3 separate regions of the Homo sapiens genome follow, and regions 1 and 3 are each linked to region 2. Evidence: chromatin contacts called from ENCODE Hi-C or POLR2A ChIA-PET data. All regions are on one chromosome and are shown on one strand. The core of a region is the stretch at or near the end of the contact, and the rest is flanking DNA. Distances in the headings are between cores, read along the strand shown. Region 1 holds the start of SERINC3 (serine incorporator 3). Region 2 overlaps TOX2 (TOX high mobility group box family member 2). Region 3 overlaps MYBL2 (MYB proto-oncogene like 2).

The links. A loop is a pair of places that touch in the nucleus more often than their neighbours do. ChIA-PET counts read pairs that join two places held with the same protein, here RNA polymerase II (POLR2A). Pooled maps may share reads with other maps.
Region 1: a loop to region 2 is called in a map of CD8-positive, alpha-beta T cell, with 20 times the contacts of the local background. The contact joins the promoter of SERINC3 here to the enhancer-like site in region 2. A Hi-C loop is called at or near these places in 2 of 168 maps with a recorded cell type or tissue (CD8-positive, alpha-beta T cell and naive thymus-derived CD4-positive, alpha-beta T cell) and 5 of 50 pooled maps. POLR2A ChIA-PET finds 5 or more read pairs at or near these places in 1 of 52 experiments (T-cell).
Region 3: a map with no recorded cell type shows a loop between it and region 2 (13-fold over the local background). The contact joins two enhancer-like sites. A Hi-C loop is called at or near these places in 10 of 37 single-sample maps with no recorded cell type and 5 of 50 pooled maps. POLR2A ChIA-PET finds 5 or more read pairs at or near these places in 2 of 52 experiments (activated B cell and activated T-cell).

Annotation. Positions count from the first base shown.
Region 1 is chr20:44,520,297-44,524,117 of GRCh38, reverse strand. It overlaps SERINC3 (serine incorporator 3), which reads left to right and starts at 2,048. Exons shown (of 10, transcript NM_006811.4): 1 at 2,048-2,205. The coding sequence starts at 2,167. RefSeq lists enhancers at 1,856-2,150, 2,057-2,366, 2,285-2,837.
Region 2 is chr20:44,067,966-44,071,683 of GRCh38, reverse strand. It overlaps TOX2 (TOX high mobility group box family member 2), which reads right to left. Exons shown (of 9, transcript NM_001098797.2): 9 at 2,068-3,034. The coding sequence ends at 2,998. Among named protein-coding and RNA genes, the nearest start is that of JPH2, 120 kb to the left of the region's middle. RefSeq lists an enhancer at 3,263-3,718. Within about 2 kb of position 1,848, at least 11 of the 41 ENCODE cell types and tissues checked have a DNase peak (open chromatin) inside an H3K27ac peak, as active enhancers do; they include CD8-positive, alpha-beta T cell, where a contact is called at or near this core.
Region 3 is chr20:43,679,900-43,683,226 of GRCh38, reverse strand. MYBL2 (MYB proto-oncogene like 2) reads right to left here. Exons shown (of 14, transcript NM_002466.4): 3 at 1,372-1,443; 4 at 341-433. Among named protein-coding and RNA genes, the nearest start is that of MYBL2, 14 kb to the right of the region's middle. Within about 2 kb of position 1,511, at least 9 of the 41 ENCODE cell types and tissues checked have a DNase peak (open chromatin) inside an H3K27ac peak, as active enhancers do.

The sequences.
Region 1 (3,821 bases), core at 799-3,298, 450 kb before region 2:
GACAAATGGTTACAGGAAAACAAATAGTTCCAGGTGCAGGGGCTTTAAATCCATCACAAGGTGATAGATGTGGGGGCTTTGGGTACCATCAACCGGACAAAAATGCAGGGGCTTAGGGTACTATCAACCGGGTGAATTCCTGGAAACTGCAGCTATCGCTTGCCACAGTATCTTATCAGTTAATTGCATTCTTTGATGTGCTGGGAGTCAGCTTGCACAAGTTAAATCCTTGAGGAAGTGGGATGGGTAAGGAGCGGCAAGTGAAGGAGCCAAAATGGAGTTTGTCTGTCTCCCTCAGCTAAGAGAGAGTCAATTCAGGTTAAGACAAGGTAGGGTATCACACTTTTCCAAGGACTAATCTAGCCTTGTTTTAATCCTTCTTCCTTCTGGATAAAAATTTGTAAGATACCTAATCACTGAATTGCCTCTACTCCTTGACTGTGTCCAATCCAAAACTGTTCTCCTCCTCCTTAAACTCTCCTTAGATTTAGTTACCCAGCATAAACCCAAATCCTAAAATAAGTTCTCCCCAGTCACCTCTTACCAAGACACCTTATATTTTCTCTGATATGTGTTCTCCCTTTCTGAACAAGCTAAATAAACCTAATTCTTTTTGACTACAGGTATGTTTCTGGTAGAATTCGATCTGTAAAATTTATCACAGTCAGCTCTCTTAAGTCCAGACCAGCAATACTCAGACAGGAAGAAGCAAGAATGTTAAGGACTACCTGGAAAGTTCAGTGGTCCTGAAGCAACTTGACTTGAGCTGGTATTTGTGTATGTGTGGTGAGGAGAGGGATCTGGGAAAAGAGAGGTAGGAATTATTAAATGTGAGTAGTTCTCTTTCTTCTTTCATCAGCCCTTTTCATGGCCTTGGGCAAACTTTGAGCCTCATTCCATTTCTGTAAAAGATGAATTTGGAATACATTTTCAAGGAATCCAGGAAATAACATCCCCAAATATGCCACACTGGTATGATGATTGCTTGGGGAACAGCACATGGAGAGAGGGGCTTTTCATGAATTTCCCTTATCAGACTAAAGGCTGACAATCCAGAAGGAATTCAATTATGAATCCCCTTCCAGAGAGTTTTATCTATCAGGGAAGATTAACACACCACAGGAGAAGATATTGAAGTGTGACACCTTGTTGTCCGGACATCATCATTGTTTGCCACATTCCACCTAAACTATTATATGTGTAAGTAAAAAATGTTTTCATTTTCTTCTTTAAGTGAACTCTCAAATTTGACATGTATTTTGAAAGGAATATTTACATCACTGCTTAAATGGGAAATCAGCATTGCTCGGAAGAAATGAAAAGGTTATTGCTAACACACACCTCAAAACAAAACAATATTTTAAAACTGCAGGCATGGTTGCCTGTTTGAGAGATCTGGAAAATGAAGGCTTTACTCTGTTAGAAAGGGAGATAAATACTAGAAAAATGTTAAATACCATACTGGCCTCAAACAACTAGCCTGTTGGTTTGAAATGGGACGTTCTCACTCTGCTGTTTAATATCGCTTAATGTCCTTCATGCACCCTTAGAGCCATTCATTTTTCCCAAATGGGGTGCATCCCACATTTTAGGATACGATTTCCATCGTTTCTAGGTTAATTTGGACTCATCCTTTAGTTCGCAGATTAAAAAATAAATCCTTCAGAGAAGCCTTCCAAGACTACTGCCCAGCTAAATTACTTTCCCCTTACAATAGGAGGCACTAAATACACCTTTATTGAAAGCCTATTCCCCCATACTACTTCATCGTATTCATTACATTGGGGCACGGTGCATTTATGTTGTCAGATCTCCTATTAACTAGAGAATAAATTCTGAGCGTACTGTGCCTCTCTGTACACTTCTGTAACTTCCAGATCTTTGCACAATGAATACAAATGATGTAAGGAATGACACCTTCACAGTTCCTGCAACCCCAGGATGGTTTAGCCCCACCTTCCCCCTCAGCCAATGACAGGCGCCCCCCTCTGCCGCTCCGGTCGCGGACGGTGGGCGGGGCCACGCCGTGACGCATCCGTGCGTCTGTGGAAGGCTGCGTTTCCGGCCTGAGAAACCGTCATGTTTCTGGGGAGTCACCTCAGCTGGCAGTTACCACCGTGTTAGAAAGCAGCCTCAGGACCGGCCACCTCCATCACTGGCGTCACCATGGGGGCTGTGCTGGGTGTCTTCTCCCTCGCCAGCTGGGTGAGTTCGGGGTCCCGAGTCCTCGCCGGACCTGCGGTTTGCGGGGAAAGGCCTCGAGACCAGAGCTGCACGGGCCTTGGCTCCAGAGGCTCTCGGGATGTCAGCAGGCCCTGGGCTACAGAGGGTCTCCGGGGCCCCAGACGCAAATCCGCGATACCCTCAGGTCCAGCTTAGGCGGCTCGCCCTCCGGGTTCCTCGGGGAACGGAAGAGGCTAGGCCGCCATTGTTTACAATTCGGATGGCTCCGCCCTGCGAGGCTTCCTGACTAGGTTCCTCTGGAGCTGGAGAGGGACCAAGGAATGACAGCTCCCAGCGAGGGGCTCCGGTTCCTCCCGAAGCACCTCTTAAGGTGCCATCATTTAGTTCTAGGTGGCTCAAGTAATATTTTTATCCCCTAGCACGGGATTTGCCAAAACTACAGAGTGTGTGGCAAAGCTGGGGTTTTAGCGGAGGCTTGTCTGCAGTTCAGGTGCAAGGGAAAGAAGCCCTTGTGGATTGTTATTCAAAATTGGAAACCAGGGCCTGAATATTTTGGGACTGCTGTAAGTCATTTATCCGAGGATAATCACCCCAGCATTCCTCTCTTCGAGAACGATTGTGACAGTGAAGTGAAGGTTTAATCACCTTGTAAACTGTAAACATTTTAAAGAGAAAATTATAGGGCCTATAAAAGAATATGCTGAGTTCCCTCATTTACCCACTTCAGAGGAGCGTGATTCCTTGATTCCTCATTCTCCAGCTGATTTAATTGACCAAGTGTGTAGAAAAAGCACACTCAGTTTCTCCTGCTGTACTCACAACACACTTTTGACACCTGATGTGTGGTGTGTGGGGATTTTCCCCCAAACATCAGGCAAACAGTCAGCTCTGCAGGGGATGCCAACTTGGTGCCCTACAAGTCAATTCCGAAGCTCTCTACTTGGAGATAGCATCAAATCACACAAGTGGAGGGCTCAGTCTCACAAGACTGTGCCCACTTTCTGTGCCAATGGCAAGCCTCAGGTTGTTTTACCTGTGCTTCTGACCGGCCACCTATAAATCAAAGTTCCCGTGACCTCCCTCCTTGGCTTTGATTAATTTGGTCACAAAACTCAAGGAAACATGTTTACTGGTTTATTATAAAAGTATTTTATTTTGTGTATTTATGTATTTTTAATTTTAGATTCAGAGGGTACATATGCAGTTTTGTTACATGGGTATATTGCCTTATCGTGAGGTTTGGGTTTCTAATGATTCCGTTGCCCAAACAGTGAACACAGTATCCAACAGGTAGTTTTTCAACCCCTATCCCCCCACCGTCCTTCCCCACTCTTGGACTCTCCAGTGTTTATTGTTGCCATCTTCGTGTCTGTGTTCCCAGTGTTTAGCTCCCACTTGTAAGCGAGAATATGCTGTATTTGGTTTTCTGTTTCTGTATTAATTCACTTGGGATAGTGGCCTCCAGCTGCATCTTTGTTGCTGCAAAGGACATGATTTTCTTCTTTTTTTATGGCTACTATTAATATATTTTTAAAGATACAGATGAAGTGATATGTAAGACAAGGTGTAGAGGGAACGGGTCTGGAGCTTCCATGCTCTGTCTGGGGCAGTGGCGCCATCTCGGCTCTCTTCAACCT
Region 2 (3,718 bases), core at 599-3,098:
TAGAAAACATGCAGCAGACACTGCCTCCCAAGAAGGAGGAAGGCCCTGGAGTGGGGCTTGGGTGGTGGTTTCGGGGCTGAAATTCTTGTAGTTGCAGGTAAGACCAGAGCCAGAGACATTTGGAGCAATACCGATGTGGCCCCACTTGGGCCATGGGCATAGTCAGTATGGTAGGCTGTTGCCTTAGAAACATACGGGCCTGAGATGGGGATTCTGGTTCAAGCGATTTACTGAGTGGGTGCTCCCAGGAGGGAGTCACATCCTCAGAGCAGGGCGGGGTGGGGGGAGGGAGCTTAGCAAGGATGGTGTTGCCGCTGGAGGCAGCTTCAGGCTGCTCCCATGGACTCGGGTTGTGAATGGGACCAGAGAGTTGGCGTCTCCATTATTTGGTCATTAGCTGTGGCAGCTCTGGGGGGCAATGACTGGGATGGCACTCAGGACCTGGGGATGGGCTCTGGCAACAGAAGAGGACAGGCGAGAGGGGGACACCAGTGCCAACTACTGCAGTCGGCACTACAGACTGAATGGTTGTGTCCTCCCGGAATTTGATTATTGGAATCCTAACCCTCAACGGGCCAGTATTTGGAGGCGGGGCCTTTGGAAGGTGACTGAGCGGAGCCCTCAGGATTGGGGTGAGTGCTGTTGAATTCTGGAGAGCACCCTCCCCTCCTGCCCTGTCGGACACAGCGAGAGGATGGACGTTTACGAACCAGCAAGTGAACCCTCACCTGACACTGAAGCTGCCAGCGCCTTGATCTTAGACCTCCCAGCCTCCACAACTGAGCAGTAAGTTTGTGTTGCTGTGAGCCACCTGGCCCATGGCACTCTGTTATGGCAGCTGGGATGGACTAAGACAGTCGCTGTCCACTCCATGGCCCTGAAATTGGCCTTTAGGCTCTATTCTCACTCTCTGGGCCCCAGAACACACCCGTGCGACAGTCCCTGATACCTGCAGGCAGGGCGCTTAGGTTCTGCTTGGGGCCTCTGAGTGTCCCGTGCAGCCTAGAGGGGGTGGTCTTGGCGTGTGGATGCTTGGAAAGGACTCCTGAGCTCCTGGTGCAGCTGTGAGGGGTGGCAGCAGGCCTCCGCCTCAGCACCACTGTACAAGGAGGGCCTTGTACTCTTGTCATTGTGGGCTGTCTGCGTGGATCCCAGTGATGCTGTTTTCACAAACATGGAAGCAAGAGTTGAATATTAAACTGTCTAAGCCGTCGTGTTACTGACAAGCCCCACATAGAAAAGGAAATTGTAACCACATGAAATATTTATGCTGCACATTGCGGTGCTGCTGCTGACGGGACGGCAGGTGGCTGGTTTGGGGTTATTTTATTTTTCTAAAGTGGATTACAAAATGCCCTCCAGTGGGGAAACTGCACCCCACTCCTGGGCTGTCATCTGGAAGGAGGGGGTTTACCGTGATTGGAGAGTGAGAGGCTGGGAGAGCTGTCCTGAGTGTGGGGGCTCCTCTGTCTCGGTCCCGAGCCTGGCTGGGAGCGGGGGCACCTGTCCCCACCTCAAAATGGCTGCATCACAGGGTGCAAGAGTTGCAGCCTCCCACCAGGCAATTGGTATTTTTCCAGATGTAGTTAAAACAGTCAACTATTATTTGCCTTTTGTTGTTGTTTGCTGTCGTTGTTAGTATCACCATCTAACATCTGCTGGGAAATCTGGTTTAAAGAATTCCCTGTCTGGGATGCTTCCTACACTCAGGTTTGAAAAACCCCTTGGCCTCCTCCCTGGATTCCCACTGCTCACCTCCACAAGCCTGGGTGGCCCCATCCTCCAGAGGAAGGGCTCGCCACTGTCACCAGCTGATGCAAGTTCCTGTGTGGCGGCGTTCTTGCCCACACCCCTTCTCATCGTCGCAAGAGCCCTACGGGTCTGACCACTGTTACCCCCTTAGAGGGCAAGACTGAGGTCAGAGTGGTCCCATCACCCACACACAAACCCACATGGGCTGGTAAAGGTCAGGCAAGACTTTGACCCGTGTCCGTCTGGCCCGAGGGGCTCTATGCCACTTTAGGGGGTTCAACCCTGGCTCACCAAGGGCAAGGAGACACAGACTTGTTTTCAGCTTTTCAGAAGTTTTATTATAAAGAGATTTGAGAGAAGCACTGGGCACCAAGACAGACACTCGCCAGGGCCAGGAAACAGCTGCAAACGACGTCAAGAACCCAAACCCAAACGAAACCCCAAAACCACACACACGGTAGGATAAGCTGTAACTTCGTTCTCAAGGTTTCTTCATAAATAGACAAAAGTCGTCGCCGGCAATTTAAAATAGATGAATACATGATTAAAAGGAGAGCAGTGCTCCGGGGTGGCTAGCAAGCGTCCGGTCCTTGCTGTGAGGATGACGAAACGGTTTGGCAGCCGCTTTTGTGCGCGTCTCCCTTAAGATAAAACTTAAAAATGTGCTAAGGATCATATAAAATGCTTTTTACCTTAAAGGAAACTACTTTTTTCCCCCACAAAATAGTCTTACAGATGTCTTCAGCACAGTTCTAAAACACGTAGTCAACTACTTACACGGAACCAACAGTTTCTAGGTTTCGTAATCTTTTGTTCACACTGGAAAACCGATGTGCACATCTATGCCGGGGGCCGGCCCTCTGGCCCATGCATCTGGGGTGGGTGTCCGTTGGTAAGCGACCCCGCCAGGGGCGGCCCACCTGGGCTGGGGCTGGAGCTGGGGCCGGGTGTCCAGACATAGGGTACCGTGCGCAGGGCGAGGACAGGGTCCACAGTTACCCTGGAGCAAGCAGGTCAGCGGGCGGAAGGTTCCTGCAGGTTCTTTGGGCTGGTGGTGGGCAGTGGGCTGCCTCTGCAGAGTCTGGTGGGAGGTTGAGGAAGAGACTCAGCCCCCGGGCAATGGGTGTGTCACTGCTCTCTCCGATGGGCCACCCTGCCTCTGGCCAGGGCCTCTTTTCTGCTGTCAGCCCTTCAGGCTCTGAGCAGTGCCTTCCAGCGAGCCTCAGGGATGGTAGGGAGGCGGGATTAGGTGAGGTAGAGCGATTTGTCCCTGGGGAGCAGGCTGTGAGAGAGAGGAGGGGCTGTCAAAGCTGTTGGGTACCTCTCCGGGCCAGGGGAGCACCAGGACCCCTGCACTGTACGCCCCACCCCCACCCCTGGATTCAGCTGCCCCTCTGTGGCTGAATGAGGGACTTGCATCTGCAAGTCCCACCCCCACCCACCTCTACACCAAGCAGAACCAAACCCCTCCCGGAAACCCAGCAGGGGACCACCCGGTCCTCAGCTCTGGGTGAAAGGGCAGTAGCGTGTCTGTCTTTCATCGAGGCGCACGCCGATGTCACCATTGCTCTCACATGGGTTTTTAATCACAGGAATTTGTAAATCTCAAACTGAATTAAGGGAGGACAGGTGCTTTTTATGTTTTTAAAATACGGCCCTGCTGGGGTCTGACCTCCATGCTGGATGTGATGGGCAAGCCTCAGGAGGCTTGGACATTGTGTGACACTCCCCTACATACCCTAAGTATTCTGACTTTTGAGAAGGAAACTTAGGGACAGGAAAGGGCTGGGGTAGGAGGGTCTGCACCTGCTTGGGGTGCAGGGAAGGGATTCTTGCTGAGCTGAGTCCACCCACCCATGTAGAATCTCACTTCAGGCATGTCAGAAATGGGGCATGCGCGCTGGTCACTTGTTCAGTGTCCAAGGGCGCTGGTGGGTCAGCAGAGGAACCAGCCGTGTGCTGGGAG
Region 3 (3,327 bases), core at 262-2,761, 390 kb after region 2:
CAAATGTACAGAACCTGCAAGCCCCCTACAAGCATCACCTGCTTAATTCTCATGACAACGCTGCACTGCTACTGCTCCCCTCCATGGGTGGAACAAGAGAAGCCGAGTAATCAGCCCAATAGCCCTCAGACCATGAGTGAGGAAGCCTGGAGACACTCTGAAACTTGGAATCTCAGGGCTGGAGCCAGGGCAGCATAAGAGTGTCCAGACTGGCTGGTAGACAACTCACACCCAATGCTCAGCTTGACACCCCCAACCCCAACACAAGGCAATCTCACAGTCCCCAGGTACACTGGTGGGTGAAGACCCACTGTGTGCAAGGCACTGTCCCAGCAGTTACTTTTTGGTCTTCCTCTTTGGTCCATGGCCCCTTGACAAGGTCTGGATTCAAAACTCTCAGCCACCTGTACTGGCATTGCTGGTCAGTGCGGTTCTGGGAAAAGAACAGAAGAACAAACCAATCTGTGAGAACTTCTGGGACCTCGGGCTGGGGGCCTGGTTAAGTACTAGGCTCAGGGGCCTATGGCCTGGGACTAGGCACACCTTGGGTAGGTGTGTCCTGTTCCATGCAGCCACCACTCACTGCAAGCCCACATGCCGGAACATGGGCGGTTTCCCTTTGCTACACGAGAGGGCAAACTCGGTCCCCTGTGGGAAGCCGCTCCCTACCAACCGAACACAAGGGGCCACCATCACAAGTCTTTAATTCCTTGTACGTCAGGGACCCCTGCTTTTTTCTAGGAGAGCATTTTTATTCCCTGAAGAGTTCAGATTACACAGAAGAGGGGGAGATGAGGAAATGGGGCAGGAAAGGATCTGGTGACATGCTTTCTGAGCAGCCCAGGCAGTAAGACATATGGCAGCTCCTGCCACACCCCCTCCCTCCCAGACACCTGTGGGTCAGGGGTGGGAGGGCCTGAGAAGGAGGTCCTGAGGGGAACCCCCTCACCATCAGGAGGCTCTAAATACTCGAATGTGGTAGCACCTGCCAGCCCTGCAGGGGCCTCACCATGAAGCCTGCTGAAAGCATCACTTCCCCTCAGTTTCAGTCTCACTGTTGAGAAACCGAACACCTGTTCACTCCTGACTTACAGGAAGAAATGCAAATATGCACCACATGCTGCAAATGTCTCAGAGCCTGAAGACCACCAGGCATGCTGAGGAGCTGGAAGATGTTTACAGCAGTGTACCCTGAATGCCAGCTTGGGAAGAGAGATCCTACAAAGGTCCATTTGCCCTGTTTTATTTGGTTTTGTTTTCAGGGGCTGAGTAAGGAACTCCCTTTTCCCCTCCTTGGCAAAGTCTGTCCCAGGCACACTGTTCTCCCAGAGCCCTTGCCCCGAGGGAGGGCCACAGCAGGACTGTACTCACAGGGAAGTGGCTGGCCAGGAACTTCCAGTCCTGCTGTCCAAACTGCCTCACCAGGGCCCTCAGCTGCTCGTCCTGCCAACACCAGAAAGACAGGGGCTCAGCACACATACGTGCAGAAAACCTCAGGGCTGCCCGTGACAGAGCCCAATCTAAAAGAACAGCCTCGTTCATCCATTCCGTCATGAAGTGAATACGTACAAGGTGCCAGGCACTACAGCTGCAGCAGCAGGCAGCAAAAGAGCTGCCCCTGATCTCATGGGAGGGAGCCAGCTGCCAATGGAAGGCTCACAGGAACAAAAGTAAAGCCACCCCCTGCTGGGAGATATGGAGAGGTACGTGGTGACTGCCTACTCAGGGACACTAAGGGACAGGTTCCAAGGAAATGCAGAATAGCTAAAATGGAGGAAGCAAAACAGATCCAAGATGATTTTGGAGGGAACCATAGGGGCCAGACCATTCGCAGCATCAGTTCAACCATCTATCATGCAAAACCACTGATGTGTTTGAAGAGTGGGTGGTCACAGTCAAACGTTCTATGAAGAGAACTTTGTAAAGTTCTCTTTGCCTGCTACAGGGTGGGAAAGGGGCTGGAAGGGAGCCGAGCGGACATAAGGAGGTCATTACTGAACTCAGGCCAGAGCTGACAGTGATTCAGCACTAGAAGCTGGAGGTCTGGGCAAAAACAAGAGTAGTTAGAAGACAGGCTAGTATCTATCAAAATAGCCTCCCGAAATGAACTACCAATTCACGCGATAACATGAATCTCAGTGTCACTATGATGTGTGAAAGAAGCCAGACACAGGAGGGTACATGCCGTATGATTCCATGCACATGAAGTTCTAGAAAATGTAAACTAAGCTATAGGGACAAAAAGTGGTTGTCTGAGGCCAGTGGTGGAAAGGGATGAACAGCAAAGGGGGGCAAGGAATGTCTTGGGGACAATGGAAATGTCCTATAGCCCGGCTGTGCTGGTGGTTCTACTGAATTGTACTACAAATGGTTGTAGTTAATTATATATAAAGTTTTCCTCAGTCAAATCAATTAATATATAAAGAAAATGTCAAGCCAGGCGCAGTGGCTCACACCTGTAATCCCAGCACTTTGGGAGGCCGTGGTGGGCAGATCACGAGGTCAGGGGTTCGAGACCAGCCTGGCCAATATGGCGAAACCCCATCTCTATTAAAAATACAAAAATTAGCCAGGTGTGGTGGTGGGTGCCTGTAATCCCAGCTACTCGGGAGGATGAGGAAGAATTGCTTGAACCTGGGAGGCGGAGGTTGCAGTGAGCCGAGATCATGCCACTGCACTCCAGCCTCGGCAACAGAGCAAGAGTGAGACTCCATCTCAAACAAAAGAAAAAAGAAAGAAAATGTCATGCATATAAACAATGGATATTACTCAGTCGAGAGAATTCTGACACATGCTACAGCATGGATGAAAGCTGAGGACACTATGCTAAGTCAAATAGCCAGACAGGGCAAATACTCAGGATTCCACTCACAGGAAGCATCTAAAATAGTCAAAATCAGGCAGGGAGCAGTGGCTCATGCCTTTAACCCCAACACTTCAGGAGGCCGAGGCAGGTGGATCACCTGAGGTCAGGAGTTTGAGACCAGCCTGGCCAACATGGTGAAAGTTCGTCTCTACTAATACAAAAATTAGCCCAGCGTGGTGGCAGGCGCCTGTGATCCCAGCTACTCGGGAGGCTGCAGCAGAAGATTCACTTGAACCCGGGAAGTAGAGGTTGCAGTGAGCTAAGATCATGCCATTGCACTGCAGCATGGGCAACAGAGCAAGACTCTGTCTTGAAAAAATAAAATAAATAAATAAAATAGTCAAAATCACAGAAACAGAGTAGAAAGATAGCTGCCAAGGGCTGGAGGGTGGGAGGAGAGTGAATTCATGTTTAATTAGTTTCAGTTTTCCATCCTTTTTTTTTTTTTGAGATAGGGTCTC